Linked DNA regions of Mus musculus: all the other regions are linked to region 1. The links are chromatin loops, found by intact Hi-C in ENCODE. Cell type or tissue: left cerebral cortex. All regions are shown on one strand.

The links. A loop is a pair of places that touch in the nucleus more often than their neighbours do. Peaks named below come from ENCODE experiments on the same cell type or tissue, not always from the same donor. Only the 100,000 strongest peaks of a DNase experiment are listed, where the experiment ranks them.
Region 2: a loop joins it to region 1, with 2.4 times the contacts of the local background. A loop is called at or near these places in 3 of 42 quality-filtered maps.
Region 3: it touches region 1 in a loop (5-fold over the local background); 15 of 42 quality-filtered maps call a loop at or near these places.
Region 4: it touches region 1 in a loop (9-fold over the local background); 6 of 42 quality-filtered maps call a loop at or near these places.

The regions. Positions count from the first base shown.
Region 1 is chr19:29,044,732-29,052,731 of GRCm38, reverse strand. Ak3 (adenylate kinase 3) reads left to right here and starts at 4,771. Exons shown (of 5, transcript NM_021299.2): 1 at 4,771-5,053. The coding sequence starts at 4,903. 1700018L02Rik (RIKEN cDNA 1700018L02 gene) reads right to left here and starts at 5,249. Exons shown (of 1, transcript NR_028360.1): 1 at 4,003-5,249. In left cerebral cortex, CTCF peaks have their summits at 3,173 and 4,627; DNase peaks (open chromatin) are centred at 4,776, 5,244, 5,623 and 5,749; H3K4me3 peaks cover 2,808 bases; H3K27ac peaks cover 2,720 bases.
Region 2 is chr19:28,786,807-28,794,806 of GRCm38, reverse strand. Gm35922 (a long non-coding RNA gene) reads right to left here. Exons shown (of 4, transcript XR_877801.1): 4 at 6,622-6,709. Among named protein-coding and RNA genes, the nearest start is that of Gm35922, 31 kb to the right of the region's middle. In left cerebral cortex, a CTCF peak has its summit at 3,811 (motif pointing right); no DNase peak of the experiment used is centred here.
Region 3 is chr19:28,987,101-28,995,100 of GRCm38, reverse strand. Cdc37l1 (cell division cycle 37-like 1) reads right to left here and starts at 4,734. Exons shown (of 7, transcript NM_025950.4): 1 at 4,432-4,734; 2 at 1-60. The coding sequence starts at 4,563. It also overlaps a transcript of Ak3 not described here. In left cerebral cortex, CTCF peaks have their summits at 2,747 (motif pointing left) and 4,669; DNase peaks (open chromatin) are centred at 4,053, 4,358, 4,752 and 6,405; H3K4me3 peaks cover 2,377 bases; H3K27ac peaks cover 3,512 bases.
Region 4 is chr19:29,247,749-29,255,748 of GRCm38, reverse strand. It overlaps Jak2 (Janus kinase 2), which reads right to left and starts at 3,946. Exons shown (of 25, transcript NM_008413.4): 1 at 3,631-3,946; 2 at 3,230-3,312. In left cerebral cortex, CTCF peaks have their summits at 1,761 (motif pointing right) and 4,002; DNase peaks (open chromatin) are centred at 3,640, 4,062, 4,327, 5,556 and 6 more places; H3K4me3 peaks cover 4,966 bases; H3K27ac peaks cover 4,895 bases.

The sequences.
Region 1 (8,000 bases):
CAAGCGCACTTAGAAGGCAGTTTGATCGCATGTCCATTTACCAAATGAGCATCAGTAGCTTCCCCTAAGTAGGGCCTATAACCTCCTCGGCCATGGGCTTTTGACCAGATTTATAGAAGCAGGCATGAATCCCCTCCTGTAGAGTTAGTCTCAAAATCAAACATTAAATAGTTGGTTCCTCCCATAACAATTATTCCATTATTGTCTCAGGAGCACATTTTGTCTGGCACGATCCCACCATGTAGTCCTGGCTGGCCCCGAACTCACAGAGATCTGCCTGCCTCTGTTTTCCCAGGTGCTGGGATTAAAGGTGGGTAATGTCACATCTGGCTACCCAGTTCTCACGACCTGTGTGGCTGCACTCTTGCTCACATTAATACTTAAAACCATCTCGATCATTTCCTTTTATCTCGGGTCGTTTGGGAAGGGTTCATTCAGCTGGGTGGCTTTAACTAGAGGTGGCTTGTGTATTACTCTCGTTATGCGGCTGCTCCACGTGGGCTAGGCTTTCTTACATTGCTGTGTCCCAGGGTAGTCAGATGGTCTTACGCAGCTACTGCAGGTTTCCAAATTGAGTGTTGCAGCCAACAGTCAGAAAACCAGAGCTGCTTCATTCTTCAGGGCCTATCCTTACTCAGCTCGTTAGAACAGTCACAAGAGCCTACCCAGTTCAGAGGTTGAGGGAACACAACACAGACTGGCTTCTTCAGTGGGGAAGTGACGGGAACAGAACTCGGAAACAGCACTCGGGAAGATCACGGAGTCTCTAACTTGGGTGTGAGCCGCTGCCATCTTTAGACAATCCCACTTGGCCACAGCAGCTGATAAGACCCTGTGGGACATGGATGATCTCGACCTCCCATGCTCTCCGGTTATCTCCTCCCCTGTTTGCTCCAGACCCTCGACTTTCAGACCGCTTTCTCGGCATTCCTCCCCTCAGCACCTTTTCTTCGGATCTTTCCATTCTCTCTCCAGAACATTCTTCCTCCGGTTATCTGGATGGCTTGTTCTCAGCCTCAAAATGTTGACCTGTGTGACAATACCTCCTATTCTCATTTCATAACAGCAACAGCTTTATCCTAACCCCACCTCTCCTCTCCTATATTTTTTTCTGTGGCACCTCTGAACATCCGCCATTCTATGCATTTTTATGTTTGTGTCTATCTTCTTTCCCCAGCGGAATGTCAGCTCAAGCAATGCATCTCCTTTGTTTAGGTTTGTGTGCTTGTCTGTTGTGCTGCTGGGAGTCAAATCCAGGCCCTCGTCCTCACCAGATAAAGATTCTATCACCGAGCTACATCCGCAGTTCCCGTTTTAGGTTTGAAACAGCACGCTTTGGCCATCAATCACCAAGGACCTGAGACTGACGAACAGCAACATCAGGGGGCTTGGAGGTAAATCCTCTCTGGGTTGAGGTTGGAGAAGATAGTAGTTCCATCCAATACCTTTGCGGTAGCATTTTCTAAGACGGTGAGCCACAGGCACCTAGCTGAGCTGTGCTTGTGTCTGCATTCCTGATGGATGCTAACTATGGGATAATAGCTATTATTGTTTTAAGTTGCTAAGTTTTGGGATAATTGGCTAAGTTGTAATTGGTAACTAATAAAGAATCTCTAAGCTAGATTATTTTACTACTGGTTTCTTATGAAGTGTCTACACACACACACACACACACACACACTCTAGGTCATGGGACTTGCTTGGCCAATGAGGTGTCACAAAAGTCAGGAAAGAAGAGATGTAAGAAGGATTTACAAAACACACTCCCCTCCAGGAACCCAGGCGCCATAGATCTGCAGATCAGGAGACTGAAGAGCAGTTGGACAAACACCCACTTTTCCAGTCTGTTCTAACCATCCAGCCCAGTGAGTAAGTCATGGGGAACCAGTGTGAGAAGCTAAATCACGCTGTGTGTACTAAGCCAACAAAGGCTTGGGCCACTTCTACTGCAATAGGTACCAGACACGCCCTCCTCTTCCGGGTTCTTTTGTCTTTTCCCAACGCCAGTGCTAGTCAGGGCTTCCCAGACACTGACTCCAGGTAGCCTTCCTTCTCACTCCCTAGCTCATGCTGAGACAATGCGCACACACACAGATTTCTGGAACAGTATATTCATTTCCCAGGCCTTGCCATAACAAACAGCCTGGAATGTCGAGCTTAAAGGGAAGGGATGGTTTCTCTTATAGTTTGGGAAACTTTGAGCCAAATGCAAGGAATGAGCAGGGTCGGGAGTTCTCATCAGGTCTCTAAGAGAGAACAGTGCCTTGTCTTTCTCTAGGCATCTGGTGTTGTCACTGCTCTTTGGCATTCCTTGGCTTGCAGCCTTTTAGCTCCAGTCTCTGGCCTGTTACCACACACTATTGGTGTCTTCATATCACATCTGGTAAAGACGATGACTGATCACCCCAACATGATCTCCCTAACTATTCCTGGAACAGCTCTAAATAAGGTCACACACTGAGACCTAGTGCCAGCCACACCCCCACATTTTTAGGGAGACAGTTTAACCTATGCCACATACCTATAATCCCTGATCCACTCTGTCCATTCTAAGGACTTAAAATATTCTGGAGTTTAATGTGACAAAACAGTACTCCTTAGTGTCTCCTCAACAGGCATTTACTGACTGCCTACTACACACAGGGCACTCCTCTGAGCTTTCTTCAATACAAATGGACCTGTATAAACATTTGGCCATGGGTAGTTCAGGCACCCTTGCGAGATTAAAATTCAAATTAACTTTGTGTTCCACTATTATCAATAGTGTAACTTAAACAGGAAAACAAAACCTCACACAAATAAATACCTGTGTGTGTCGAAATGACTGCCCTGGGCCCAGTTGCCAAGAGACGTCCCAGTTTGGCAGCCTCTTACTCCTCTACAATCAACAGCTTTGAGCTCCCGTGGGCCTGTTAAAGTGACCACACACCCTGCTGCCTCCCACCCTAAGTCTCTAAGCACCTCAGTCTTACATACTCATGTTTGCTTCTGTCTTCTCTCCCCAGTAGAACGAACGCTAACTCCAAGAGAACAAGCAATGGATCTCTCTGTTCGGGTTTGTGTGTTTGCTTGTTGTAGTGTTGGGAGCGGGATTCTTAGCTGCTCCAAAATTGTTTGAACACCCCACCCCCATAATCGAAATTTTCAAGGCTGAAACCACAAATGTTCCCAACTGCGGAGATTGGAAATGCTTTTCTCCACCACCAGGTTTTCTGATTCTAGTGTTGCGTAACCTGCTCTTGCCCAGACCTTTCCATTCTTGCCTTCCTCCCTCCCTTCCTTCCTTTACCTCGGGGTACCCTCATGCTCTCCTCCTAATTCCACACACAGGCACGGACTGTGTAATTTACTTATTTACTAACTCCTTCTTGTGCAGCAATAACAACGGGAGAGCCACTCATTTGCTTTTTTAAGTACAGGGATGTCTGCCTCACCTTGCCACGGAGACCACGTCTTCTCTCTGAGCAAGCAAACCTACCTTGCTACCCTCTCCATCACCCCCGAAATAATTACTTGGAAACAGCAAGTAGTTCTGAACCAGTCATTTGGCAGCCTTTGAGGGGGCACACATGGTGTTTCCTTTAGAGACACTTTTCTGTTTTCCCGGTGCCCGGCACAAGGAAACCGTATCAGGCGGACAGTGGGCAACGTTTACGGAGCACTTTGTAGTTGGTCTTGTACAGGCAATCCACACACCGTTCTACTCCACACCAATCTCCTGCGTCCATTTTACAGATAAAATAAGACTCAATCGCTTCTCTTCTGCATCCGTTCGTACCTCACTCTCCCTCTCTGTACTTCAGTTTTCAGAGCCCACGCCAGGGCATCACTGCTCCCTCCCACACCTTCTGGTTAGTTGTTGTTTGGTTTTTCAAGACAGGGTTTCTCTGTGTAGCCCATGCTGTCCTGGAACTCGCTCTGTAGATCAGGCTGGCCAGGAATCCTGAGATCTGCCTGCCTCTACCTGGGTGCGGGGTTTAAAGACGTCTATCACTGCTGCCTGCTGGTTTGTTATTGTTTTTATTCACAGTACTGTTTCAAAAAGCCTTACTTCCACCCCTGGACAAACAAGCAAGAAAACAAACGGACAGCAGTAGAAACTCGGGTTTGTTCAGCATAGCATTCTCGGAGGCCTCTAAGTACAGTGGCACACAGTAGGCACTGGGTAGCTCTTCCTGAAATGAATGCATTTCTGAAGGAGCTAGTATGTTTGACCTCTGCGGAAGTTAACGGTGACAGCTACTTTTGGTTCTGAAAGTGGATTCAGGGAGATGAGACACATACTTCACTTGATGAAAGCTTCTGTGAGGAGGGTTCCAGGTCACCCCTGGAGGAGAAGGAAATGGGGTGAAAAGGCAGAGGGAAGAAGGTCAAGGGAGGATTGGTGTGAAAAGGTGGGGAACACCTGGTGAACCAGAGGGGCCGAGGGGACACAACACGGGGGCATGCTGCTTCCTGTTGGGTCTGAGCAGGACAGAACTTGGCTCTTAGAAAAGACTAAGGGTGAAAAAGGTGAACACAGAGGGGGGAAAAAAATGAAATCCAGGCACTCAGAGGTGCCAGCGGGAGACTAGAAGTAGAACGGGGTGCTCAGAGGTTGTCCACTGGGGAGAATGCAGACGGGCGCAGCCTGCAGGCTGGGACCAGGCAGCACAGGGCACGAGGGTCTGGGGATGCCAAGAGGCGCCGGGTGGAGCTCAAGGGAGTGGGGTGCAGGGGCGCGGAGGGGCGGTGCAGCAGCCGGCGGGGCGGCCCCGGTGGCCGTCGCTCACTTCCGGGAGAGCCGGGCGTCCTGGCCACCGCCCGCTTGCAGCTGCCAGCCCTCCAGGGCCGCGGAGCCTGTGAGCGCGCAGGCCAGGCCACAGACCAGCGTCTGCGCAGCTCGGACCACCGCCAGCCACCATGGGGGCGTCGGGGCGGCTGCTGCGCGCCGTGATCATGGGGGCCCCGGGCTCCGGCAAGGGCACCGTGTCGTCACGCATCACCAAACACTTCGAGCTGAAGCACCTCTCCAGCGGGGACCTGCTCCGCCAGAACATGCTGCAGGGCACAGGTGGGAGCTGAGACCGAGGGCTGGCGGCGTGCGATCGTCCCGGCGGGGCTTTGCGGGCCGGGGTCGAGGGTCCTGCGACGCGGGTGCAGCGCTCCCCGACCTCGCCTGGGGAAAGAGCCGTTGCGCCCCGAATCCTCTGGCCTCCGTGGGCAGCTTCGGGTAGATGGGGGAGGGGGAAGGAAAGGACTAGGAAGTTCAAAGACTGAAGGAAAGCCCTTGGCTTTGTTTTTAGAAGCTCATTCGACACAGCTGGCAGCTGCGGTGGGGGTCCAGCCGGGGGGAGCTGTGCCTGTCTCTCCACGTGTCCTTGTATGCAGAAGGCAGGCTTTGGCTCTGCCAGGGCTAGCTTCTTTTTTTTTTTTTTCCCTACACCCCCCCCTCCCGCCCATGGTAAGCTCCGTGGGATCTTGTAATTCTGACCTTTCTCTCTGCAAGGTCAAGTATTACTTATTTTCATTGCAGTCACAAAGTTGGCTTAGATTTTGATGCCCCCAGACATTTCTTAGTCACTAAAGTTGTCCTTGTAACAGTTACATAAACGATTGCTGTGTTTCTCCTTCCAAAGTCTTCTAACTCAGCACAAAAAATCTAGCCAACACTTTACAAAGGGTGGGTTTGTGGTAAGTTCTATTTTAAGAAAAGCATTTTTAAATTTATTTTTTGGGACAGTGTCATTCGATGTATTCAAGGATAACTTTAACTTAAGTTTGACATCCTCCTGTCTCAGCCTCCCTAGTGAGTGCTGGGATTCCAGGCGCCAGCCAACTAACAGCTGTAAACTATTTTTTAAAAGCTTGCACTAGATGTGTTTCTCCACAATAGTGTTGACCTTCAATTTCAAACTAGTGCCTATTTTGAAAATTCATTTGAAGCTTATTTACACAGAAATAATACCTGTTCAAGGTTTTAAAAAAAAGAAAGTAAAGGCCAGGGAGAGGAGGGAAGACAGAAATGTATAAAGTAAAAAGCAAAGTTTTCTCTTAGTCCCTACCTCAGCCCAGAACCTCGGAGAGAAACAGTCTATCTCCTTCTGGAAATGTCTTTGTGTAAAGCTCCTTCTTACAACCTCAGTGTATCAAGTTACCATCTACTTACTCCACATCAGTGTTTTCGCACACTGCATTCAGCCTGCCATCCCATATGGAGACGTTGTCCGGTTCCGCACTGCACTGCTTACCCTGTGTCTGCTGAATCTACCGCGATTTATTTACCTCTCCACTCCCTCCTGGCGGGTGTATAGCTAGTTTCTAGGAAAGGGTGTTTTTTGTTTGTTTAAAAGACACTGATATTCAAGTGTGTGCGTGGGGGTGGGGGTGTGTGAAAACCCACAGTTTTCAGTTTCTTTGGCTCGATCCTCTGCACCCCTCAAGCATGTTTTCGTTTTCTTCTAATGTCGACCTTAAGAAATAATAAAGGCTGCAGTTAATTAAAGTTTATCGAAAGGTTATTTGACTCTTGCTAAATGTTCTTAGTGCAACAGATTGCAATGCGAGTTACTGCAAACAGTCCCAAGTCCTGAAGACTTTGCTGCTATCCAAAGTACAGTAGAAGTCTTTAGGGGTGACCTGCATACCGACTCAGAGCTGGCCTGACTGTGGGTGGCAAAGAATGCTCATGGGTAGGAAAACACAGAACATTTGAAAAGAGTAAATGAAAGGGTATTTAAATACATTTCTGAAAAATGAAGAAACAATGTTTCTTGCTACACGTTAACCCCTGTTAAGCCTCAGGGTGCCCAGGACTGCATCTCTGAAACATGGACAGAGACTACAGAGACCAAGGAGCTGAACACACAAAGTTGTTCAGCCACCCACTCGGCAGTTTTAATGCTCAGTTCATTTTTATGACACAGAAAGACAAATACTTTCTTAATACAAACTTTGAAGATTCATTATTGGAAGTAGGTTTTTTGTTTTGTTTTGTTTTAACAGGGTCTCAGACAGTTGCTCTGGCTAGTCTTGAATTTGGAGTAATCCTCCTGACTCAGTTTCATCAGGGTTGGAATTGCGGATGCTCTGGCTCTGCTAGGAGAACTAAATAAAGTTCGTGAGAGAAGTCTTTGCAGTTCAGAGTTCAAGGTCCACACAGGCAGCTAGGTCTTTGTTCAGCTGGGAAAAGTTACAGATCTCAGAGGGAAGCCCCAGCCAGGTCCCTTGGGATGCTCACTCAGCTAGTTGATACTTGAAATCCTGCAGGTCCTGGGATGTCGGGGTCACTTGTTCTTCAAAGAAATAACAACAATCCCTTAGTAAGGGCAGAACACAAAGCTTGGGAGGCATCGTGAGATTGTTCCCACAGATGTTAATGGTTTATCAGGTAGAGTAGTCTTTACTAAGTGATGTCTGGCCGGTCCTGTGTAGGACTTTTGCAAATTTATATTGAGAATATAGCCTATATTCTCTCTATATATTGAGAATATATCCTCAATAAATATTTGTGAATGGATTAGATATTTCCCACAGAATCAAGCAAATGAGATGTAATCGTAAGCAAACCAAAACAAACCCGAAAACAAATTCTGAAAAAGTGCTTCATGTTTTCTGATACTAAATCGTAAGGAAGGAAGAAAGGAACAAAGTAACGAACGAATGAAGGAGAGAAGGGAGGAGGGATAGAGGGAAGAATACAGGAGAACTGACATCCTGCATAGACTGGCCTCACCTGGAGATCGTGGATTAACCCTTTGGTGTTCTCTTTCCCCTTTCTGTTAGTGCTTTGTATCCTCATGAGTTGTGAGCATGCTTATATATCATCTCAGATTTAATTTCACCAAGACTGAACAAGACATTTATATTTTGCCCGATATCGACTAATCCATTTTTTTCCAGTGCCAGAAACGGAATCTCAAGCTCTGTGCATGCGAATCAAGCACCGTACCTTGGATCCCTATTAGCTGGGGATTTATGTTCTTAACTGTTCTTTGCTATAATAAACAGTTCTGTGAATC
Region 2 (8,000 bases), 260 kb after region 1:
ACTGCCATCTTTAAATCTCCTTTAGGTTCCCTCCCCTGGTCACACTTTTAAAAAAATTTAAACAGAGACAAGGGACTGCAAAGATATTGCCAGAATTATTCCTTAAGCACACCAGTGTTATTCTTTCTGAATAGCTGTTACCCAGGGTCATCTTGCCCGCATGGCAGAACTATGCTTTTTTGATAAGAACACAGGACACTTAAGAGCAGGCCAGTACTTCATGGTAGCTATGATCCTGGCTGTCCCCTGGAGCTGCCCGACAGAGGCCTGGGCCTACTGACTGGTCACTCCCGGTGGACAAACATTCGCAGGCATCCTAGCTCTTGCTTACCTCTAACAGGCTTTAGAAGAGTTCTCATATTTGTGGTCCTTTGGAGGCAGGGCTAAATTCTATGCCATATGATTTAATTCCTCCAAACCTATTTGTAAATTCTTTACAACATCAGTTCTATTACTCTGAGCTTCTTCTGTGTCAACCTGGACTGACATTCAGCCAGAGTTGTGTCAAGTCCCTGCTGGAAATGAGCAACAATCTCTCATAGTATACCCTTCACTTAGGTCTTTCCCAGAGCCAGTTAAAGTGGGCCCAGCCCTTTTGGGAAGGGAAAATGTTACCTTCAAGGACACAAGTCCTAATGAAGCTGGACTACCCTTTCCTTTGACTGAGCTTGGGTGGCAGACACCACCTGCATATTGGAGATGTCAAAGGTTAACTAGATTGACAACTCTTGAAAGGTCACGTGTTCACCCTGAAGCCCTGCAGGAAGTGATTTTGGGGAATAAAAAAATCATATCAATGTGTCTAAAAAGCAATCAGGCTAAGCATGCAGATCATGTGTTTCAGGGGTCACATAAATAATGACAAGTCAATAAACGGATTTACATTCTACTTGTAAAACTGTCTTTCAAAGGAAAAGATGTGGTTGGGGTTTAAAAATGGAATTGCTAACATTTACCTTCATGAGAATAATTTGTAACTCATGAACATAGCCTACATAAAGCCCTTACCATCAACCTTTAGTATATTGTATATAGGCAAGAGCTGCCAACTCTATCTACTCTAATGAGCAATTAGGAAACATTGTATACAATTGTACATTGTATACATTGTATACAGGCATTCTGTTGTGGTTCTGAATTTTTAAATCAGCAATTAGTCATCTTCTAGATATTTAGTGCAGGGATCATATTCAGGGTGCTCTCCCAGACCAGACTGAGTAAGTAACTAATTATACGTGGGCTGTTGTGGTCTCCAAGTATAGAGATGGTCACCATAGTTAGACGTGGCTATATTTGGCAGTGTTTGGCTATTGCTGCAATACAAGGACAGCTCAGTGAGGTTGTAAGCATTCTTGTTTGCAGTGAGAGGAATTAGAAGCATGCTTGCACAAGTCCATGCCCAGTAAAACAATCAAATGTAGGAAAAGTGAATGGGTGAATGCACAGGCAGATTTTTCTGAGAAACTCTGGGGTGATATATATGTGACCCTGCAGAAGGCTGTGGATTGGATCTAAAAGGCAGTTCATCTGAATGAGTCTGCATTCCTCCCACTTACAGGCCCTCAGGACCCACTAAACCAAAGCCTGAACATAGTTCTCACTTGCTTGTTCTTTAAGAACTGCAATCATAAAGAATCCTTGTCTATTAGAAGCATATGCCCCAAAGCCCACCACTAACTTTCCTGATAAAATAAAGACTGAGAACAGCCACAAGTGGCTCCGTTAGTCCTGGAGAACAGGTCTTGTCTTACTTTGTTTTCTGTTGACCAAAAGCAGTGCAAGGAGGAAAGAGTTTACTGCAGTTTATAGCTTCTTACAGTCCATCACTGAGGGAAACCAGGGCAAGAACTCAAGTTAAGAGCCTGGAGTCCAGAGCTGATGCAGAGACCACAGTGGTATGTTGCCTACGTGCTTGCTCTCCATAGCTTGCTCTGTCCAGGGTTGGGGGGGTTGGGGGGTGGCTCCACCCACCATGGGCTGGGCCTTCCCACATCAACCATTACTCAAAAGTGCCCTACAAGTGTACCTACAGGCAACTCGTATGGAGTTGTATGGAGTTATTTTCTCTAGTGAAGTTCTCTCTTTCCAGATGACCCTAACTGGTATAAAGTTTAAAAACTAACTAACTAACTAACTAACTAACTAACTAACCAACCAACACAAGGCTCTAGAAGAAGAATATTTTTTTTTCTTAATTACATTGAAGTCATCTAGAAAAAAAAGACATGCTGTTATGCCTCATCTCAAGCATCCTTCACTTATGTACTCCCCCAGAAGGAGTCCAGGTCCTCAGAGTCAGCAGCCTTATTAGCTCTTTTTCTTGTTGCTGAGACAGAGTACCTGATGGGTGTGACTTGAGAGGGGCAAGGTTTATTTTGGTTCCCCGTTTCACATGTCTATCATACATTGCATTGAATGTTGGTCTGATTTAATTCCTTGCATCTCCAGTGGTTTCTCAGATTTTCTTCCTGTTTTAGCTTGAGCTTGTTCAGGTCTTACACAGGCATCCCCATACTCCTGGGGTTTCTGGAGGGTAACCTTCCTGTCATGTCCAGAAGACACTCTTGGCTCTGGTTGTCACTGACCCCGGTGTCTCCCGTTCCCACCATGGTCCCTGATCCTTTGGTGGAAGTAATGTGTGATAGTCACAGTTGTAGCTGAGTATTCCAAAGACACTGTTCACACTCTGGCCAGTTGTGAGTTTTTTCTGTTAATCACCATGTATTGCGCAAAGAATAGTGGCCAGTCCGGATGGCACATGCTTCATCAGTTTAATGTCAGCACTCAGGAGACAGAGACAGGTGGATCTTTGTGAGTCGGAATTCCAGGCCAGTCTGGTCTACAAGTTACAAGCCAGCCAGGGCTGCACAGCCAGACTCTGTTAAAACAAAAGATAACAAAAGCAAAAACAAACAAAAACAGCAGTTCACCGTATAAGTAGAACACCTGAGGTTACCACTGCTGACTGTCAGAGATGGCAATGAACAGAGACAGGAATTTAATCTTTAAATTGCTTTACAGGGGGCACCATCAACCCTATAGTAGATGCCATGCTAAAAGCCCATCTTCCTTCTCATCTCTAACCAGTAGCTTACAAAGAGAGAAGTGGGGCCAAGGACAGCCAATCAGCGTGGAGCTTACTTATCCTTGCCCTGTGGGTCACTGATCGAGTCCACTTTGACAGGGGTAGAAGTTCAGCTCTGTACTGCCACTCTCCATGAAGCCCAAAGAGTTTCCCTAATCTTTTAGGGACTCAACTCAGGGAATCCCAAATTTATGGCTTCAGCCAAGAACTGAATTTAGGACCAGCCAGAATAAAATAGAGTCAGGATCTCATTAAGTAAAAAGGAATATAGGAAGGAACAAAAGGCCACTCAAGAGCACGAGTATGGGCTTCTCTGAGAAAGAGTTACAGTTTATTCGGTTTTCAAAACAAGCTACTCTGTGTAGCCCTGGCTATCCTGGAACTCGCTCTGTAGACCAGGTTGACCTTGAACTCAGATATCTGCCTGCCTCTCCCTCCCGAGGCCCGAGATTAAAGGTGTGTGCCGCCACACCCAGCCATTAAGATATTTTAAAGATGATTTTGAGTGTGAACGTTAAGCAGAAACGAGGCTTGGGAAAGATAAGGCATGCTCAAGTGTGAACAAGGGCTCCCGGTGGACTGACTGACTGACTGGGTGGCTTTCACAGAGAATCATAGCCTTAGACCAATGAGCCAGATGTTAAACCTAAAAAGTAAGAAACGCTCCTCTGTTTCCCTGATTTATCTGTCTTGATAAGTGAGATTGCGGGATGGCTCCCAGATGCCTCGGATGGAATAGAATCTGATAACGGACCACCAGGGGGCCACTGGAGTTGCACAAGGGTTTTCTGAAAGCCACAACTTTTCAGGCCCGAAGGGAAAGGCCTGAAGCAGTTGACACCAACTGCTTCCCTGGGCTGGGGTTCCCACTTCCTTGCAGGTAAGAGGCTCTAACCCAGTTGTTCTCAACCTTGGGGTGGAACGACCCTTTCACAGGGTCGCCTGAGACCATCAGAAAACACAGAGATATACATTAGGATTCGCAACAGTAGCAAAATTACAGTTCAGAAGTAACAACAAAAAGGATCTTATGACTGTTGGTCACCACAAGATGAGGAACTGTATTTAAAAGTTGCTACATTAGGAAGGATGAGAACAACTGTTCTAATCAAATCACGGGCTGAGGAATTTGTCTCCTTTCCCACAGCTTCCAATGGCTTATCATCTTTCCCTCCTGCTTTAGTCACCTTTAGGAGACCCACGAGACCTGCATCTTTCTACTCATCCATTGCACTCTCTCCTCATTCCATGAAAGTTTGGCTCAGACACTTCTTGGAGTACTACAGGGATTAACCTTGTCTCCTTTGCAGGGCATGTGGGCTGGAGTTAAAGAGTAACAAACCCTTAGCAATGTGTGAGGCTAAAATAGCAGCAAGTGCCAGCAGGTTCCTTCCTAAACTATGGGCAGCAGGGTCTTTATAAGAAAGAATATTAAAGTGTCCCCATCCATCTCTCCTGTCCCCTAAAGCAGACTTTTCTCTGACTTCCCAGTTTGTGGCTTTCTGAATAAAGAGCAGCTTTTAGAAAGGTTCAATCTCTGATTTCTGTTTAGGTGACAGGTGGCAGGCAGAGTCCAGTCTGGTTTCAAGAGCAAAGAAAAAGAGGGGTGGGGAGGGAGGGAGGGAGGGAGGGAGGGAGGGAGGGAGGGAGGGAGGGAGGGACTTACACCAAAGAGACCTGCTGATGGTGACTTGTTTTACTTTGTCATAAATATAGTTAGAATGTATAGAATTTAACTATCTGGTCAAAGACCTGGTAAATCTCTCCTGCCTTCCTTATAAACCTAAGCTCTTAATTTCTTGATCATCTAGAAAATGGAATATTTAAATCTATTAGGAATTTTTACCACATCTATAAAATGGAATATTTAGATCTATTATGAATATTAACCAAAACATGAATGTACTTTAAATGCAACATTAAGAAATATCTGTTCTTCTAAGCAAGTATTTTAAAGCGTCACTAAATATCCACCCACTTTACAGAAAGCATTCTATCGCTTGCTTACATAATGCACATGATGAATCATAAGATGGAAGTCTTGTTAAGTTACAATGTTTTGCATTCATTACGTAGATTTTAATAAAGATTTTTTTCTCATAGATAGTGGAAATAAATTAAATTTTATTCATTCTTCCTTAAGTCGTTGAGGGTAATAAAAATGGGAGGGCACAAAATGCTTTTTGTTAATCAAAATGCAGTATTTTAAATGCATTTTGAAAGAAATGCATAAAAATCCAAATATGATTGCTTTGCAAAATTTTCTTGATGTATGGAAGCTATCAAGCAAAATTTTGATGATATATATAAATATCTTAATATATAATTCTAGAAACAAATCAAAATAACTCTAAGTGCATTGATTAGATCAGTGCTGTGTATTTATTTCCCAGAAATATGATGTGAGATTTCATATGATATTTCTATGGAGACTGGGATACGTATAAATTATGAATGCAAATGCTTTACAAAGAGATTTACATTAAGTTTCCTTTTTTATGATGGGATTGCAGGCAATACCAAGCCCGTAAGCACTACCAGTCAGGATCTAGGTGAGATGTTGAAGTTATTCTGTACCATGCACAGGGAAAACAAAGACTAGATTTAAAGGGTGACTAAAAATTAAATATGTCTATTTAAATGCTTAGAAATTTTCTATACTGTTTTTGTGCTATGTAAACTTAAATTTAAGAGATTAAAAAATTAAAGGACTAGTACTACATGTAGAGAAAAATTTTAATGGCCTCTTAAATTTTTTTCCATATAAAATATATATTTATATATATATATTTAGAATGAAAAAATTATATGTATACATAAATATATATAAAGTTGGTATTGAAATATATATATATTAAAGGATTTATTTATTTATTATATCCAAGTACACTGTAGCTGTCCTCAGATACACCAGAAGAGGACGTCAGATTTCATTACAGATGGTTGTAAGCCACCATTTGGTTGCTGGGATTTGAACTCAGGACCTTCAGAAGAGCAGTCAGTGCTCTTAACCGCTGAGCCAACTCTCCAGCCCCTTGAAATATATTTATTTATATATAAGGTTGGTATTGAAATGGGCTCAATTGGTTATTAGGCCATAAAAATTGCTATTAAACAATAACCCATTACTAATAAATAATATATTTATTTTATTTCTATGATATTAGATATTTTAATATTTAACTTGATATATATAGGATAAAATGTCTTAAGATTAAACCTGAATTGGCCTCAAAAAGACAAAACTACATTTAGAGTTTTTAATGTTCATTGACTCATTAAACTCAACTTTTCTATTTGCTCCTATGTGTAATCTCATAGTCATGTTATGGATATTATGTAACATAATAATACCATTAAATATGTTTATGGCAACTGAAACAATAAAAAGTTATTAAAATTCTTTCTCATTTTATTTTATAAAGTTTTTATTAGCACATTTATATAAAACTAACAGGCTACATCAGAACCTTCTCATACAAGAATACAATGTGTTTTGATCGTATTTATTCTTCATTACCCTCCTTCATCCCCTTTCCCACTCCTGGTGACTTCCTTCTGCCCAGCTCTTCCCTTTTCATGTCTTTTTGGATTTTATTTTCCAGTGAGTTTAGTTTCAGTTGCCTGCAGAAGAAAGGGTGAGAAACCATTTGCAAATACCTAGACACTGTAGCAATGTCCAACCACTGAAGCAAATGCCTGTGCCTCCTTCAGCAACTGTTAACTGCCTACCAAACCTCAAGAAGGAGCCTGGCTTCATGACCACTGGGTAGGGATTCTCCTTTCCCCACATCTTCACCAACACTTGTTCTCATTTGATCTCTTGATGATCATAATTCTGACCAGGATGAGATAGAACCACAAAACAGTTTAATTTGCAAATCCCTGATGGCTAATGGTATTAAGAAAAAAAACTTAAAAAACATAGCCATTCATATTTCTCCTTTTGAGAATTCTCTATTCAACTCTATAGTCTATTTTTCAACTTGGTTATTTCTTGATTTAAAAAAAATGTATTCTAAATATTAATCCTATGTCATAAGTATAGCTAGCTGAGATTTCTCTCTGTAAAAGTATCTTTTATTCTCCTGTTATAGTTGTTGTCTGGGAGGCTTACTGTGTCTGTCTGCTAACCTAGGCAATAGTCCTGGAAGATTCTAGCCTCCATACAATCTAATCTAGGCCTATCATGTTTTTAACCTCCGAGACTCACTGTTGAAAAAGCTCACCCTTTCTTGTTATTTCTGAGCTCCTCCTGGCTAGATCAGCTCAGCTGTTGTGGCTCAAACTCCTCTGCAAGCGAACTTATTCAATCTGGCTTTTCTTTCAGCTTCTGAATTGCTCCTCTTGGCCACAAACTATACCAACCCCCTCCAACCTCTGGCTCCTCCTTATTCTCTTCTCCTTCTGTCTTTACCTGTGTCTAGGTTGTTCTTTCTTCAGTCTGCCTCTGTAAAACTTTCCCAGTAAAACTCCCTCCCTCTCCCCCTTCCTCGCCCCTCCCTCTCCCCCTCCCTCTCTCCCTCCTCCTCCCCTTCTCCCTCTCTGTGTGTCTCTATTCTCCTCCCTCTCAGCTCCACTGTATTGTTCTCCAAGAACTCTACTGTATCCTAGACTGTACTCTCTTTTTCCTGTACTGTCCATCTCTTCCCTTAAGTAGCTTCCCTTTCCTCTCTCTTCTTGTGAGAGTTGGGCGTATCCTACTCTGTCAAATCTTTCTCTAATTTTTTGCTTTTTCTGTCTCTCAAGTAGACATCACTTTCAAACATGGGTGCTTCCTTCTACAAACTACCTTCATTGTTTGGGATTAAATGTGAGTGCTGAGTGCATGTCTATATTTCAGCCAAAGAGATTAAAGGTGTGTGATAAGGGCTGAGCCACACCCTAACTGGAAATAGATTCAAATATCCTATAA
Region 3 (8,000 bases), 58 kb after region 1:
AGAGCTCTTCACAAATTCTTTCTGCTTTTGGCAAGCCAGCTCAATCCCGTGGCTATACATCTAAATAAGAAGTAACAACTGTATTAGTAAGGAATGAAGGCAGCAGCAATGACACAGCTCACTGTTTTCCATCAAAGGGTCTCTGTAGGACGTTTTGGTACAAGGCATAGCTGTATTCTTTGTCTACAATTGCAGTTTACATCCATCAATTCAACTCTGAGCTTCTTTGTTCATCGATGCCTCTCCTTGACAACTAACACTACAAAGGCTGGCAATTGCCAGTGATTCGCACAGAGATGACGGACAACAACAAACATCAGCTGTGTGGGCTCCAGAATCCTTCCTTCCCCAGGAGGAGGAAAGCAAAGCCACGTCCAGTGCATCAGTCATGGCTCCTCATCCTGAAAACCAGAGCTCTGACCTGTAGATCTTGCAGTGACCAGTCTTCACTTCAAAGAACCCATTTAATGGCTCCTAGTTTCTTTGTGTCATCACAATCTGTGACGATGAGAGAGTTCTTAATAAAAAATGCTACTTAAATGATTATGTCACACAGGCACACCTTACCTCAATCCTAATGGAAACAGTGACAGTGAAATCGAAAAGTGCCAACTGGTGACTCTGCTCTACTCAGGAGAAATCACTTTCAATACTTCTGTAACTGCTCATGTAAATGCAATGGGAGTTTAGTTCCTTATATTCCTTGTCTCAACAACAAAAGTGGAGGGCATTTTTTAAGGATTTCTTGGTTAAATGTACTTCATACTACTTACTAAGAATCACTGTTCTTAATCTGTTGCCAGAACTGTATCATTATTAGAGCCTTTATTCATTTACATCTCAACTGTATAAATATAATCATACCTTTTGGTCTTCATTAGCCATTCACTACTAGAATGATGCTTCAAAAAGAGGGGGCAGTCATGCTTTTTCCGAGAGTCTATTATTATAAAGCACAGACCCTTTAGTTCCCGTCAGTTTTACTTACTGGCTTATTCTTCCCACCCTCAGAACCCGATTATCCCTTTTCACTGATAACACTCTGTCCTCTATCCGATCCCTGCCCGATCCCAAGCCTGTTCTTATCCACTCTCTCCAAACCCAAGGTATACACATTGCTATACTGCTGTTTTTAACATTAATATATACTTATTTTCCCTGATTCCAAGCTTTGTAAGGAGTTAGAATTTAGTAACAAACTGTTCTGGCACAGGGAGTAAACCTGAGTTTTCTAGCACATTTGAGATTTCTACTGGCTGTCTGTGGACATTGCTCTCCTGTTTCCTTATTTAGTAGTTATTTGGGTTTCAAGCCCATATACTGCCATGTCTCTAAACGACAAGTAAAACATTTATTTTTACTTCTTGATACACTAGAAAATGAAGATGTTGGAGAGCTGGCTCAGTGGTTGAGCTCATTTGTTACTCCTGAGGAGGACCTGGGCTCCATCTCCAGCACCTATATGGTGACTCACAATTGTCTGCAACTCCAGGACATCCAACGACCTCTTTTGACCTTGGCAGGTGTCAGGAATGCATGGGATGCACACACATGCACACAAGCAAAATTCTCATATACATAAAATAATTAAATTAAAAGAAAAATTATCAATGCTGTTGCACACCTTTAATTCCGGCACTTGGGATGCAGAGGCAGGCAGATCTCTGTCAGTTCAAGGTCAGCTTCATCTACAGAGTGGATAGCTGGGCTACACAGAGAAACTTTTATGTCAAGGGGGGTGGGGGAAATGGGGAGAAAGCCAGTAAAAGGAGAAAAATGAAGCTGTAAAACAATTTGTAAAAAACAAAGTTATACCAATAAAGGCAATTATTAGAAGTGGGGTGCAGGATCTTGCCCTAATTATACAAAAGCAAATATTTCTCAAATCAAGCCAACTACCAAAATTATGTATATTTAAATTATTCCCCATAGACTATCATACCATTTGGTCATACAGTCCAACATGGACAGAGATGACTAAGTATACTATTGGGTCTTTAAGAAAAAGAAGCAACCCAGGGACGTGAACCCATGTTAGGCACGCATTCTCCACAGAGCTGCATTCTGAGCCCATATCAAGTCTTATTTTATTCTGTGATCATATAAAAGTTTAAAAGGCCATAATTTTAGTAAACAAAAACTCCGCAAAGAAACTATGATGGTTCAAGTCTACTGGAGCAGCTTCACATCAAAAGCTCTCAAACAGCAGCCACACTGGATCCCAGCACTGAGAGGGCTAAGTGGGCACAGGCCCACTCCTAACCAAGAAGCAGTGTGCAGTTGGTACCTGCTAGAAAGGGGAAATCACTGAGTTCCATCGCCCCCATTCCAGGGCGGGCAGTGCCATGCTGAGCAGTAGCTAGCCAACACAGAATGAACTCTGTGGTGTTTTTGTGGACTTTTTGCTCCATTTTAGCCTTTTTAATTATTCTAAAATTGTATTTATTTAGTCTTACTAGTCTTTTGCTTGTTTATTTTGATTTCATTTGGGTAGTTTGTTTTAAGAGAGGGAGAACATAATGTGAGATGAGGAGATTTGGGGAGGATCTGGGAGGAGTTGGGAGAGTGGAAAACAAGATGCAAATATATTGTATGAAAATTTAATTTAAAAAAAGATACAAGCGGGCTGGAGAGATGGCTCAGCAGTTAAGAACACTGACTGCTCTTCCAGAGGTCCTGAGTTGAATTCCCAGCAACCACATGGTGGCTCACAACCATCTGTAATGAGATCTGAAGCCCTCTACTGGTCTGTCTGAAGACAGCTACAGTGTACTCATATAAATAAAATAAATCTTTAAAAAAATACAACCATCTTTTTTGAAGTCCTCAAATTCTGGCTTGCCTTTTCACACATCATGTTATATTGAGATAGCTCTCTGTCTCTCATATTTGGTAAAAATTAAGCCAGTAATTTAAGATGAATTTTTAAAATCCTGTTGATTGATTAAACATTTTATTTTTTTTTAAATATTCTAATGTCCCCCCCAATTTAAGTCCTAAAGCTAGCAAAACATACAAGTAGGCTTGTAATAATTATATGTTCTTAGAAGTAATGACTGTGTAAATTTTATCACCATTTAAAAGCCTTCTCATCCAAATAAAATGCTATAGTATTTCTCTGGATAGGCAGTGCAGAAGCGTCCTGAAAAGAACACCGGACTGGGAGTCATGAGTTCTAGTGGGGACCCTGCACTGTCTAACTAAATGACCCTGGGAGATCTCCTTTAGTGAAGGCAATAGAAGCCTTCTTAAACCCCATCACCTAAACAAATGCACAGGTAAAATCGTTTTAAAATGTTGGGTTTCTTGGATTACTTCTTCGAGTCAACCACAGTGCACTGAAATTGAGGCAGTTTCCCCTTGCCTGTCCAAATTGACACCAGCAACTTTTCGTTTTCTCCCTCTGCAATACTAAGTATACACAGATGATACTAGTGATCCGTAACTAGGTGACTACTGACCCATCAATTCTCATTTTGCCTTACTTTCCCTATGACTAGTTGGCTGACCATAGTCTGTGGTTATGAAACAGCATACTGTGGGTGAGCCCAATCAACTCAGCTGACTGACTTGCGGGCAGACAATTTAAACCAGTCATCTTTAAGAAAAGCTATTATAATATTGGACCACATTTTTGCAAAAACGCCTGGAAATCAGACACCTACAATCAATTTCATTGAAAAGATTAGTGTTCAGTCTATGCTTTTGAAATCTGGTTCAAAACACACCCAGGTGAAAAGTCGGGAGAAGGTGATGTTCGCAGCATAGCACAGCACCCCTATAAAAGCCATAACTGGCATATAACACTTGACAGTTTCCGAGGCAAGAAAGCTGGGTTGAAAAACACATGTAGTATCAGAAACTTCGGGAAGAAGCCTGAAAGCCAATTCGGTGGCTGTATGTTTTCACCGGAGGCTGACGCGGAATCAAACTATGAATACAGTAAAGGACCAATGATAGAAACGGAGGTGTGTGCCAGCGTCAAAGGCAAGGCTTACAGAATTTGCTGAGATGTCAGCGCGGCAAAGAGCACGTGAGATGTTTATGTCAGGACTCGGTGTACTATTTTAGAAGTACAATCACTCTCTGTTCCTATCAACTGTGCACAAAGTAGCTGGAGCTCGTAATAAAGGCTCGGATGAAAGCACGCACCAGAGGACAAAGGGTCAATGTTATACACTTGAGCGGCCCCCAAAGCTCCACGCAGACAGCAGCAGAGAGGGGGAGGAGGAACCTCTCGCAAAGGTGAGGGGCAACCAGCCCCGGTGCAGGGACAAGTGTGCGTGGACGTGGAGGTCGGGAATGCGCGCGTGATCGCCTCCTTTTCTCGCGGAAGATGCTGCCAGAGCTGTGGCTTGGCATCAGGCTCCCCCGCGATGCCCGCAGACATTTCCCATCCCCCGCCCCCGGCAGAACGCAGGCCGCTCTCACCTGGGCGCCGCCGTCCGGTACCGGAGAGTAGTGGGACGAAGAGGGGGACACGTCTAAGTCACTCTCCTCCTCGGTTTCCCCGCCAGTCCTCGGGAAGCTCCAGGGGCCCGGTGGCGGCCACGGCTGCTCCATGTCCCACTGGTCCGGGCCCGGCAACCGCCAGCGCCAACGGCCCTGGCGTGAGTGGAACCTGCTGGGCGGAGCCAGCCGCCCGGCCGGCCACGGTCGTTACCCAGAATCCCTCTGCCCCTGGCGAAGCCGATGCACCCCCGGAGCAGGCCTGGACTGTGCCGCCGGCGGACTGCGGAAGAAGAAGTAGCCGGCCGGGACGTCATTTCCGGGGGCGTGACCGGGCGTGGCCACGTCTGGACGAAGAAGCAAAGTCTGGAGTTTAAGTCCGGGAAAGCTAACTAGGGTTTCTGCAGGTTCGGATCCGGGCGTTCAAAGGGTGTTCTGACTTGTCCCTCTTCTATTTCAAAAGCTCCTTCGTGTAGAGCAATCTAAGTCGGAGTCGAGGGGGACCGATTTAGAAAGCACAGCCAACTTTCCTTTAACTTCAAATTACCCGCGACAAGACTGTTCTCCAAACCCTGCTACAGCGGAGGAGGACACTAAAAATAAAATACTGGGGCAAGCACATTTGTAAAGAATTGAGACAAGTAGTAGACGTATCAGAGGGCTTTCCGTTCCTCGTGTCTTTTTAGAATCGTGAAGATCCGAGTACTCACTGTCCCTTTTCTTTTTGAGACAAAATGACCCACCATAGCCCGAGAACACATTTTAAGCGAAAAACTCAAAGATTGGGAATGTACCCTGGCAGTAGAGTGCTCATTTAACTAACACAGGCAAGGCCCTGATTTTAGTTTCTAGGACCAGGGAGAGGGAAACAGACACCTAGGAACTAGGAAAGTCTAACTTCACAACCCGCACGTTTAACAATTTAGCTTGTTGTCTATTCGCAATCAGATAAGACGACAGACTATCAGTCTTTCAAGCTTTGATTGATTGGCAAACTGTAGGTAGGGGTGTGTGGGGGCGTGAGGTTCACAAGGGTAGGCCAGAGGACCACATCAGTTCTCCTGCTCTGTTATTTTTCACAGCATTCCCTTGAGACAAGGTTTCTTCTCGCTGAGCTCAGAGAACTGACACCAAGCCTTCTGTCTCAGCCCATTTAGAGCTAGGATTAGAGGTGCAGGTTTGTTGGGTATTTGAACTACCGTCCTCATGCTTGCTCAGCTACCATTTTTACCTACTGAGTCATCTGCCTTAGCCCTGACTGGCAAACGCTAAAGGCTCGTTAATCCTAATGGTCGAGCGATAGATGAGAAAAATGCTGTTAAGCATGCTGTGTAACATTTAAGGAAGAGGGATGACATGAAAAGCCTATGTGCTTCAGTTCAGCTCTTTCATGATCAGGAAAATACCCAACAGTATTTTTACAGCGGAATCTAATACAAAGACAGTTTTGGGGTGGTAAAAGAAAGCTAAAAATAAGTAAGTAGAAGCAATGGAAGAGTAGATCTCAGCGTGCTGATGTGGAAATATCTCTGAAATGAACAAGTCTGTAATCCTGGGAAAGGCTGAGACATGAGGATTCTCAAGTTCACCACCAACCTGGGCTACACAGAAGGGGCACTCACTGGGTTAAAGAAACCAAATTACAGAATTAGATTATGTAAAGTGAGAAGTTATGGTTTATTTGTTTTGTTTTGCTTTGTTTTTGTTTGTTTGTTTTAAGGAGCAGGGCAGAGAAAGAGCAAGCTAGAAAATTAGAGCATATTGCCAGAGTTAGAGGCCCAGCAGAGCAAAAGAGTCAGAGGTTGAAAGAGAAGTCAAATTGAGTCAGTTAGCTTGAAGAAGTGTTTGAGCCAGAACAACTGACCTGAACCAGCCAGCCACTGCTCAGAAAGAACTAGAAAGAGTGAGCTTTCTCAGCAGCAAGTCTCAGAGGCTGAAAACATTCTCATCTTAGATTAGATTGTGTGGAGGCTAGAAGCTTCCAGGACTAGGTTTGGGTTAACAGATGGCAGTAAGCCTCAGAGATGACAATTATTCAGGAGAATAAAAGATACTTTCACAAAAATCTTGGAAGAGATAGAAGAAGTGTAATAATCACTTTGGTGGCTAAGGCCAGGAATGGAAAATTCTAAAGGTCTTAATTTCTATTTAGCCTTCCCGTATTGTGCTGATTGTTACAGGATATTTGATCATTGTTTATAGAACACCCATATTGTTATAGATACTGTTTATCAGATGCTGATGGGTGTGTCCTAATTAGATACAGTTTGATGTGCCGCTAGAAGTCTCAATAGATAAGCATGCTAAGGAATAAAAAGTTTTTGCCTACTGTAAGGCAAGTTGCTTGGGAGAGGTCTAGTGGTCTTTGCTCTGTGACCCAATCTGCTCTATGACCTGAGGTGAAGTGGGCTGGGTGACCTTGAGCTGCCCCATCATAAAGGTGGAGTGGTTCAGCCCCTACTCACTTGGCTTGGAGCCCCCACCATGATGGTGACATGGTTCAGCCTGCCAAGTTATAGGGGAGGAGCTAGAGACTTCTTTTATAGCAATTGGACCTTTGAGAGCTCTCTCTCATGGCTTGGAAGAGCCTTGCTGAAAGAAGCTCTGGGTAAGAGATAGGGATTCTCTTTTTGGACTTGGAAACCACAGAGAAGCAACGGAGAGGATGCAGGTAAAACAGTATTCTAGGAAAGAGAGCTAAGGAGCCCTCTTGCATTTGGAGGAGCTCAAGAGACAGGAAGATGAGCTCAGTAAAATGACACCGATAGAAAGAGATTTCTAAAGAGCTAGCAGGTGAGTTGTAAGATCAGGCTTGCAAATAGAGATTTTTGTTAAGAAAGTAAAGTTACATTGATGAGTTAGCAGATTTTTACCACAGCTCCCACCTTCTGTGTCTTTATGGATATAAATTATTAAGTAAATGTAAAAGGAGGAATATTACAGTTGGTAGAAGACTTTCCTACAAGTGTATAACTTTATAATCAGAAATAAAAGTTGAAAAGCTTTTCACGCAACCCTTGTTGCGGTCAGGCATTAAATGTCAAGGGGAAAGTGTAAGAGGTCAGAGAAAATGAAAACAGTTTATTTCCCCCTCTTTATTTGAAACCACAAAGTGCTTTGAGTGGTGCCTGGCTGAAAACTTAATTTTTTCAAATCCTATTTTCAATGATGGTTCTCCAATGCTTTCACTTCCTATGTAAAGCCCACCACCCTCCAGAGGTAGTGGAAAAGAAAGGATATGGGGGAAGTGGACCTGCTTAGAAAGGTTCTTTGGAGCAACTCCAGACTGTGTTGTCTGGAAATCGGCAGTTCAGTTCACAGGTTAGCAGTGGCAGCTCGATCTGCTTGCAAACATTTTACGGATACACCAGCAGTCCGGTTTGCTAGAGTTGGGATAGCAAATAAGAATCAGCAGTGGTAGCACTGCTTAACAGAAATAGCAAGGCTCCAGCTTCAGCAGGAGAAACCAGAAGGAGAAACCAGCAGGAATGCTAGAAGTTCTTAGCTGTGCCTCTTTCCAGAAAGTGAAGATCAGTGAAGACTTGAGACCC
Region 4 (8,000 bases), 200 kb before region 1:
TATACAAAAATACTTTTGAGTAATAAAACATTAAATGTGTGGCTTGCTCAAGAAAATAAATTTTAAGAAAGATTTTTTTTAAAGGACAAACATGGCTCTTTTAATAAGGTTTGCTCGAAATAAAAGGTGCATCAGTAACTCACAGAGATGGTGGAATCATGTGAGAACTGGGAACTTTCGTATTCTAGTTCATGTGCCAAACTCAGCCAGTTGGCTGTTCTCATAAATAAGCCTTCATTGAAACACAGCGTGCCATTTACTTATGCACTGCCTATGACTACTTCTGTGCTACAAAGGTTCCACTATAGACTAGCAAAAGAGACAATCTTGCCAACACCGCTTAAAAACTATGTTCTTTAACAGAAAAAAAAAAATCTTTGCCAACCAATTTAAATCAGTGATTTTCACAGTGTGGTGGTCCTTGGAAAACAAGTAAGAAATGCAAATGTACAGGTTCCACTCCGGACTTACTGAAACACAAACTCTGGAGACAGAATGCAACAATATATATTTCAGTAAATCCTGTATGTAATTCTAAGACCCACTGGATAAAGGGACCGTTCTGTAGTAGCTGGAAAGAGATGCGAACCCACCCAAAGTCTTCCTTGAGGAAGTCAAGTAAAGGCCTAATAAGGCTTTGGGGCAACTGTCAGAAAGGACTTAGCCTGGAGTGAGGAAAAATGCGATTGAACAGTGGGAAAGGAGGCTCTTAAGTAATGCTGTCAAGTCTCTCCTATGGCGACCCAGGAAATACAAACAGAGCGATTGAGCACGGACATTGAAGCAGTGTCTTGTCTAGGGGCCTTTACAACTCAGATAAACTATTCCTGCTCTATGAAATGGTGGGGAAATGTAGAGGGCTCAACACTGTCTTTCTAGCCAGCAAAGTATTATTAAAATAAGAAAGGCCTGGTTGCCATGGCAGCAGGGAAGCAGAAGAGAAGTTGGCATCTTAGTATCTCAGACAACAAAAGCTCTGGCACAAAAGCCTTTCAGGGACATTCAAGATCCAAATTACAGCAGTAGTATAAAATATCAGTTTTCATTTGGGACAAAAAGATTATCAAAAAATGTAGTGGTAAGAGCCCTGTGCAGAAGAAAATAAAAACTATGAAGTGTCCAGAGAGGCAGGTACACAAGAGGAGTAATTACAATGTGAATGAACCTCACAGACAGCATGCAGGCATTCTTAGAAGAACCTAGCAGACGTCATACAGGCATTATTAGAAGCAGGACATTATGCCATTATGAACTAAGGCTTTGCATTGAAAACTGTTATCAGAAAAGCCAGCTGCAACCAAATGAAAATGTTCCCAGACTATCTCCACTTGAGGAATCCTGAAAGTTAGCAATTTATTTATTATTTTTAAACCAAGGAAATACTCCTTGTTGGGTCAAACAACTTAGCATTAATACTCTTGGGGGGTCTGGTGCTGCTCTGATTCTGACAATTCCTCAGCCCCTTGGTATCATCCTAAGCACTGCCACATTGTCATTTCTTGTTCCACACTGTCATACACTAAATAGCAGCTTTTCATACAGTAAACTCTGAAGATACAGCTTTACAAAGACACACACCCCCATAGGAACGGATGGAACTTCCTACCTCTGAAACTACCTCAGGTTAAGTGGTGAGAGCCAGCCTTCCCTGGTGCTCTAACACCTGACACAGTTTGGGAAACTAAGAACTAAGCGAGGGAGCCTAAAAAGGAAAAACAGTGTAATGGGGGAGGAGCAAAGGACAAGTCTTTGCGCATCTTAACCACCAGGGGGCAGCACCACGGGGCTTAGGCATCAAACCCTTCCATACAGAGGCTGTAGATACACTAGCATGCAGTTTCTCTATGCTCTATGGAAGCCGCACCAGGGACTGACCAGCTACGCACGGGCCAGCTAGGAACCTCCTTTGCCTGCCCAGCTCTGAGAAGCTAAGACGTTCAGAAGCGACCAAACCATTTACTGCTCTGCATGCATCCAATCGACCCCCACACAAGGTTCTGAGAAAGTAAATTTTAAGTTAACACTGCTGTTAAATGGGAAGAACACCATTATCCTAACTTAAGACTGCACGCTCAGATCTAACTCCAAAGCCAATGGTCTTCTCTATTTTGCCAGAAAGGGATCCCATCTTTCAAGAATAGCCTATCTGGGTAAAGTAGAGAAAAAAAAATATGTTTACTTTTCACACTCAAGACACCTTACTCAAGACACCTTCAAATTACAAAGGAAAAGACACTAAAAGAAACAAATGAAGCCCGGTGGGTGGTGGTTTTAATCCCAGCATTTGGAAGGCAGAGGCAGGGGAAATCTCTGAGTTGGAGGCTAGCCTGGTCTACAGAGCAAGTTCCACAATACTCCACAAAAGCCAAAATAAACATAAGTGCTTATCTAGCCTCCACACACTGCAGCTCTCCTGTACAGGTAAATGCTCATGCCTGTAGCACCGCTCAGTACTCTCAGGATAAGTCCTGGGCACATCCAGTCTGCAGACGTCCCACACTCAAGCCAGCTCACATACAACCAAATGATCTTAATAGCTGGAACCGTAAACAGTAAACAGGTAAAGGATATAGAGAAAGAGGACCAGAAATTGATGATTCATTTTCAAATCCGCTGGGAACTATATGAGAATATTTGCAGTAAGCCAACAACTCACTCATACAAACCTATTATGAAACCAAAAGCAACCTCCGGCTTCTTTATTCCCACTTCTGTTTCCCTTCTCCGCATTTCTCCTCCTCTCTGTGACACACTCAGCGGCTCGGTCCTTTCATTCAGGGAAAAGGAGTTTCCCCTGATAGACTAGTAACCACCGGAAAGCAATCAACCAACAAAGCAAGCAGGTGAATACAGGAAGCATTCAATGTGGCAGCAGAAACCCAGCAAAAACAACCAATTTGTTCCCTCAACAGGTTATTTCAATTCCTTGAAAATTAAGACTGGGGAGAAAGGGGGAGAAAGAGACGACTTATTGTTTTCCTCTGCAAGACCACACTGTAAAACCAACAAAGACCGCTTCTTTAAGGATCCAAGAGACACAATAAATACCACCCAATTACTCTCCCACAGCAACAGGAAAAGTTCAACACTGCCATTTTCGCAGTAAGCAACAATTAGTCCTGCCGTTGTACACAAGCATCCAGCCTTCTTAGCAGGCACTGGCTCGCAGATCTCAGACACCCTTGTCTTTAACTGCAGCACCCAGGCAGCCCCGAGCGCTAACACCCACCTTCGCGGGAGGGAAAAAAAGGGCCTCTTCTTCTGGGGAGGGAAAACAGTTCACATCTTGTTCCCGTCGCCTGCTTCAGGAACCTAAAAACAGAAGCAGCAAGTCACTAACTCAAAAACCCAGGGCCAATAGATGCTCTCTTTTTTTTTTTCTGCGCTGTTTAGATGACTAGAAAAATGTACAGAAGAATAAGAAAGAGGGGGGGTCGGGTTCTAAGGCACAAGGGGATGCATGCATTTATCAACAGCTAGCCACTCCTTCCTAGGCTGTCGGAAACCCGCAGGTTTTCTAGCTTTGAAGTTCCCTGCCAGTAGCAGGGGGCTAAGGGGAAAGCAGGAGGCGGGATCGCAGGGAGAACCGCTGCCCCCCGCCCCCATCCAGCAGCCAGGGACTGCACCCACCGGCGACACGGGTCGGGCCACACAGGAGCGCCCCGAGGCGCGCAGGATCCGCTCCTCCGAGACGCGTCGGGCGGGCCGAGGTCTAGGGAGCCCCCGGGCCGGGCGCAGGGTCGAGCGGCCGCCAGGCTGGGCCCTCGGGGGCCCTCCCGCGCGGGCTTGGCCCGCACTCACATCCCGCAGCGGCGGACCCGGCAGCCGCCTGCAGCCCTCGCCGGGACGGACGGGCGCCTCCGGAGCCGGGGCCGCGGCCGAGGCGCCGACGCCGCGCGAGCTCGCCCAGAGCGGGGGCCCGCCCAGCCTGTCAGCGCGGCGGGAGGCCGGCGGTGGCCGCTGCTGCCCCCTTTCTGCTCTGCCTCAGCTTCCTGCAGCCCACGCCACGCCCACCGCGCGCCGAGCCCGTCTCCGCCCTCCAGGGGCCGCACGCCGCCTCCGCTCGGCCCCGCGACGCCGGCTCAGCTGCCCTGCTCGGCGGGCTCCGGCGCGGTGCAGCTTCGGGAAAGCGGCCCCGAGCGGCGGAGCGGGGCGTGGGCAAGCCGGCGGGGGTTGGCGGGGGGGCGGAGGCCGGCACGCCCCACTGCGCCTGCGCCGCCCGCGGGGCCGCTCTGCGGGGCTGGGCCGGGACGGGGGAGGCGGCCGCGGGCTCCGGGGAAGCGGAGGCGCGCGTGGAGATTCCCGGGGCAGCCCCCGGGCGAGAGCGCGCGAGGAGGAGGAGGAGCGGGGCGGGTGCGGGTTGGCGCAGCGTGCTTGCGGCCTCGGCTCGCGGAGGAGACGGCTGGGAATGAGTCAGCCCGGCCGGGAAGGCCCCGCTGCGTCCGAGCTGATAGGATTGGCGGCCGCTGCCTCCGCGGAGACTTTCCCCTTCCTGCTTTCGTTTCCACAGGCGGCTCCCTGCCCTAAGCGCTCGGCCCAGGGGACGTGGCACCGTGGACCGGGCGCTGAGACCCAAGTACCTGACTTCAGTTAACCACCACTTCTGCGAAGGGACCGCTTGGAAGAAGAAACGACGTATAGGGTCCCAAAGAGCCACGTTCATTCATTCAAGAATTTGTTCCCTGCTAGGCAAGGGCTCCCAGGAGAGGAGACGAAGGCAGCACCCATTCTGCATGTGCTATTCTCATAGAAGCCAGAAAAGAGGCTTTAAATCTGCACTGCTCTTTGTGTGTGATTGCCAGTAACGGGTACACACACACACACAAAGGTGAGTGGAGATGTTATTTTGAGATGACCAGAAAAGACCTCTTAGAGTGGCATTTGAGCAGAAATGTGAAGGATGAGAACGATCCAGTCCTGGAACTATCTGGTTTCAAGAAAGAAGCTAACAATGAAAAGGATTCTGAAAAGGGAATGTGTTTTAAGGACCAAGAAAGAACCCTCAATGGAAGACAGTAAAAGGAAAGGGGCTAAATAAGAAGACAAAGAAATAACTGGGGTCATTCTGTATAGGGCTTCTTATTTTTTCTCTTAGCCCCAGGTTTGTCAACCGAAATGAAGCATTCACAACACCCACGTCCCCTTATATACGTGACGGATGCTGTTATTCAGATCTTACATCTATTGTTTTTTTTGTTTTTTCCTTTATTTTTGAGTCTGTGAGCCTGGAACTCACAGAAATCCTCCTACCTGCCTGGGGAATGCCGAGATCAAAGGTGTGGGCCACTACACAATGCATGGTTTCTTTTAAGTAAATGTCACCAAAGCTAAAGATAAGGTGGGCAAGAAAAAAATAGATGATTAACAGTAAGCTTATAGGATTTAAGTCCTTTGTCAACCCACACAGGAAAACTGAGTAACTTGTTCATTCTCATTTACAGTGAAAATCATTCTCGGTGAGGTAAGAGTGAGCCAATGATAGTCTTGAATGTTGATCTCTCTTCACTCTGTAGTAGAATGCTTTCCAGCACTAGATGCGATTCCTAGTAGAGGCATAAGCTAGAGATTTGTTCCACCTGTTAATCTTTTCACAGAGTTCCTGCATTCTCTAATAAAGATAAGGGAGAGTTCTGAGGAATCGGACAAAATCTTTTATGACCTTCAGAAACTCTGCACAAACAAGTATGGGGTGGAAGATAAGACATTTAGATTTAGGACGTTTAGCATGGCCAGACTGGAAAAATAAAAGTCAATAGCTAGTTGTCTGCTGTGGCACTGGGTGTAGAGACAGGAGGCAAGATTCTGTCCTTTCTCTGTGGTAGCAGAGCTGCCTTCCATAGGCAAACAGTAACAAGACTGTATCGCTGTGTGAGATCAGCCCTTGTGTTCTATATCTTTGTATAGTTCTTAGGCTGTTGTGCTATAAAGCCAGCCATAAGTGATACCACACTCAGGAGGCTGGGGCAAGAAGGTTCTGAGTTCCAGGCCAGCTTGGGCTACATAGCAAGACTTGGTTTCAAATAAACAAAGCAAGCCTAGGTTGGAAAATTCATGGCCAAGTGTTCCCAGCACCCACGTGGTATCTCACAACCATCTGTAATTTAGGATCTCAGTCTCCTGGAACTGAATCCCAGGCCTCCTTCTGACCTTGGATACTGAGCATACATGTATTACACATATGTCCAGGCAAAACACTATACACATAAAGTAGACAGTCCTAAAAAAGAAGTTATGCAGTAGAAGCTAGGTGGCCCAGGTTTCAATCAAGGCTTTTACCAAGACAGTCACTTCAATTTCCTAAGCTTCCTGTTTATCCATGTAATGAAAAATATATCCTTCTCATCAGAATACGAGGATTGAGTATAATAGCATCATCATACTTAAAGAGACATTTTGAAGATTGGATAGGAAGTATTTTAAAGCCCTTAAGCACAGCTATTAAATGTCTGTTACAGCCATGGAAGGGGCAATTTGCAGATGCCATCAAGCTGGGAAGTATAAAACACGCTCTATCTCGTCAGTAATCCTGAGTCATTTGTCACAATTGCACCCCAAGAAACTGTCTTAGCCACCCTTGATAAAAGCTGAGTTGTAAAGGAGACAGATGTAGGGACTGGCATTTTTACTGTAATCTCATTCATTTTAAATAGCATCCAAAGTAATTGATTTCATTATAACGTGTGTGTGTGTGTGTGTGTGTGTGTGATCACTTTCTTCTGACTCATTGTCTTCTCCCACTGTCCTCTCTCATCCCCCTCACCCTCCTCTACTTGGTCCTTTTCCCCCTCTTAAATAGCACCTCCTTCTGTTCTCATGTCAGTATATTCTATTACCCTTTCTTTCCCCTTCCTCGCAATCAAGAACAGTTCTTCCCCCCTTGTGCACATTCTACTTCACACACACACACACACACAGAGAGAGAGAGAGAGAGAGAGAGAGAGAGAGAGAGGAGGCTCCTTAGATAAGAGGACTCAAAGGCATTTGTCTTCTAGAGTCCAGTGTACTTTCTGTCGCAGGATGACTTTCAGTTCCACCCATTTTCCTGCAAATGTCACAGCTTCATGTGTGTGTATACACCACTTTTCCAATATCCACCTCCCTGTTGATGGACACCCAGTTGTTTCTACTCCCTAGCTATTATGAATGACAGTGCAGCAGTAAATATGGATGTGCAAGTGTTTCTGGTGTGCATGTGTGTGTGTGTGTGTGTGTGTGTGTATGTGTGTGAGTTGTGTTGTGTAACGGTGTAGCTGACTTACACGGCCTTCACACTTATTTCTGTAGTGGCTTCTTGAGTTTACGGTCCCATTAGCAGTGTGTAGGAGTGTATCCTACCCCGCACCCTCACCAGTATTTGTTCCTGTTTGTTGTCCTGATGACAGTCATTCTGACTGGGGAGAGATGGGATCCAAAAGCAATTTTAAGTTGCATTTCCCTCATGGTTAAGGATGTTCAACATTTTTTTCAAATATTAACTAGGCAATTGTTCTCTTGAAAGTTGTCTACTCAGGTTATTAGCCAACTGTTTGAGTGAATGATTTTTGTTGCTGCTGGTTTTGTTTTGTTTTGTTTTGTTTTTTTGGGTTTTTGGTTGGTTGGTTGGTTTAGTTTGGTTTGGTCTGGTTTTTTGAAACAGGGCTTTTCTGTGCTGCTCTGGTCATTCTGAAACTCACTCTGTAGACCAGGCTGGCCTCAGACTCATAGAGATTTCCCTGCTTTTGCCTCCTGGGTGCTGGGATTAAAGGGTTGCACCACCACTGCCCAGCTTGAACAATTTCTTTTGATATTTAATTTCTGCAGTCCTTCATATATTCTAGATGTAAGCTCCTTGTCTAGTATACATTAGCTAAGTTTTTTTTTCCCATTGTAAACGCTACCTCCTCAGTTTAGCAAATGTTTCTTTTATTGGGAAGGAAACCCTTTAATTTTCTGTAATCCCCTTTGTCAATTCTTGGGATTGTTTTCTGTATTTTTGGAGACCTTTTTGGGAAGTTCTTGCC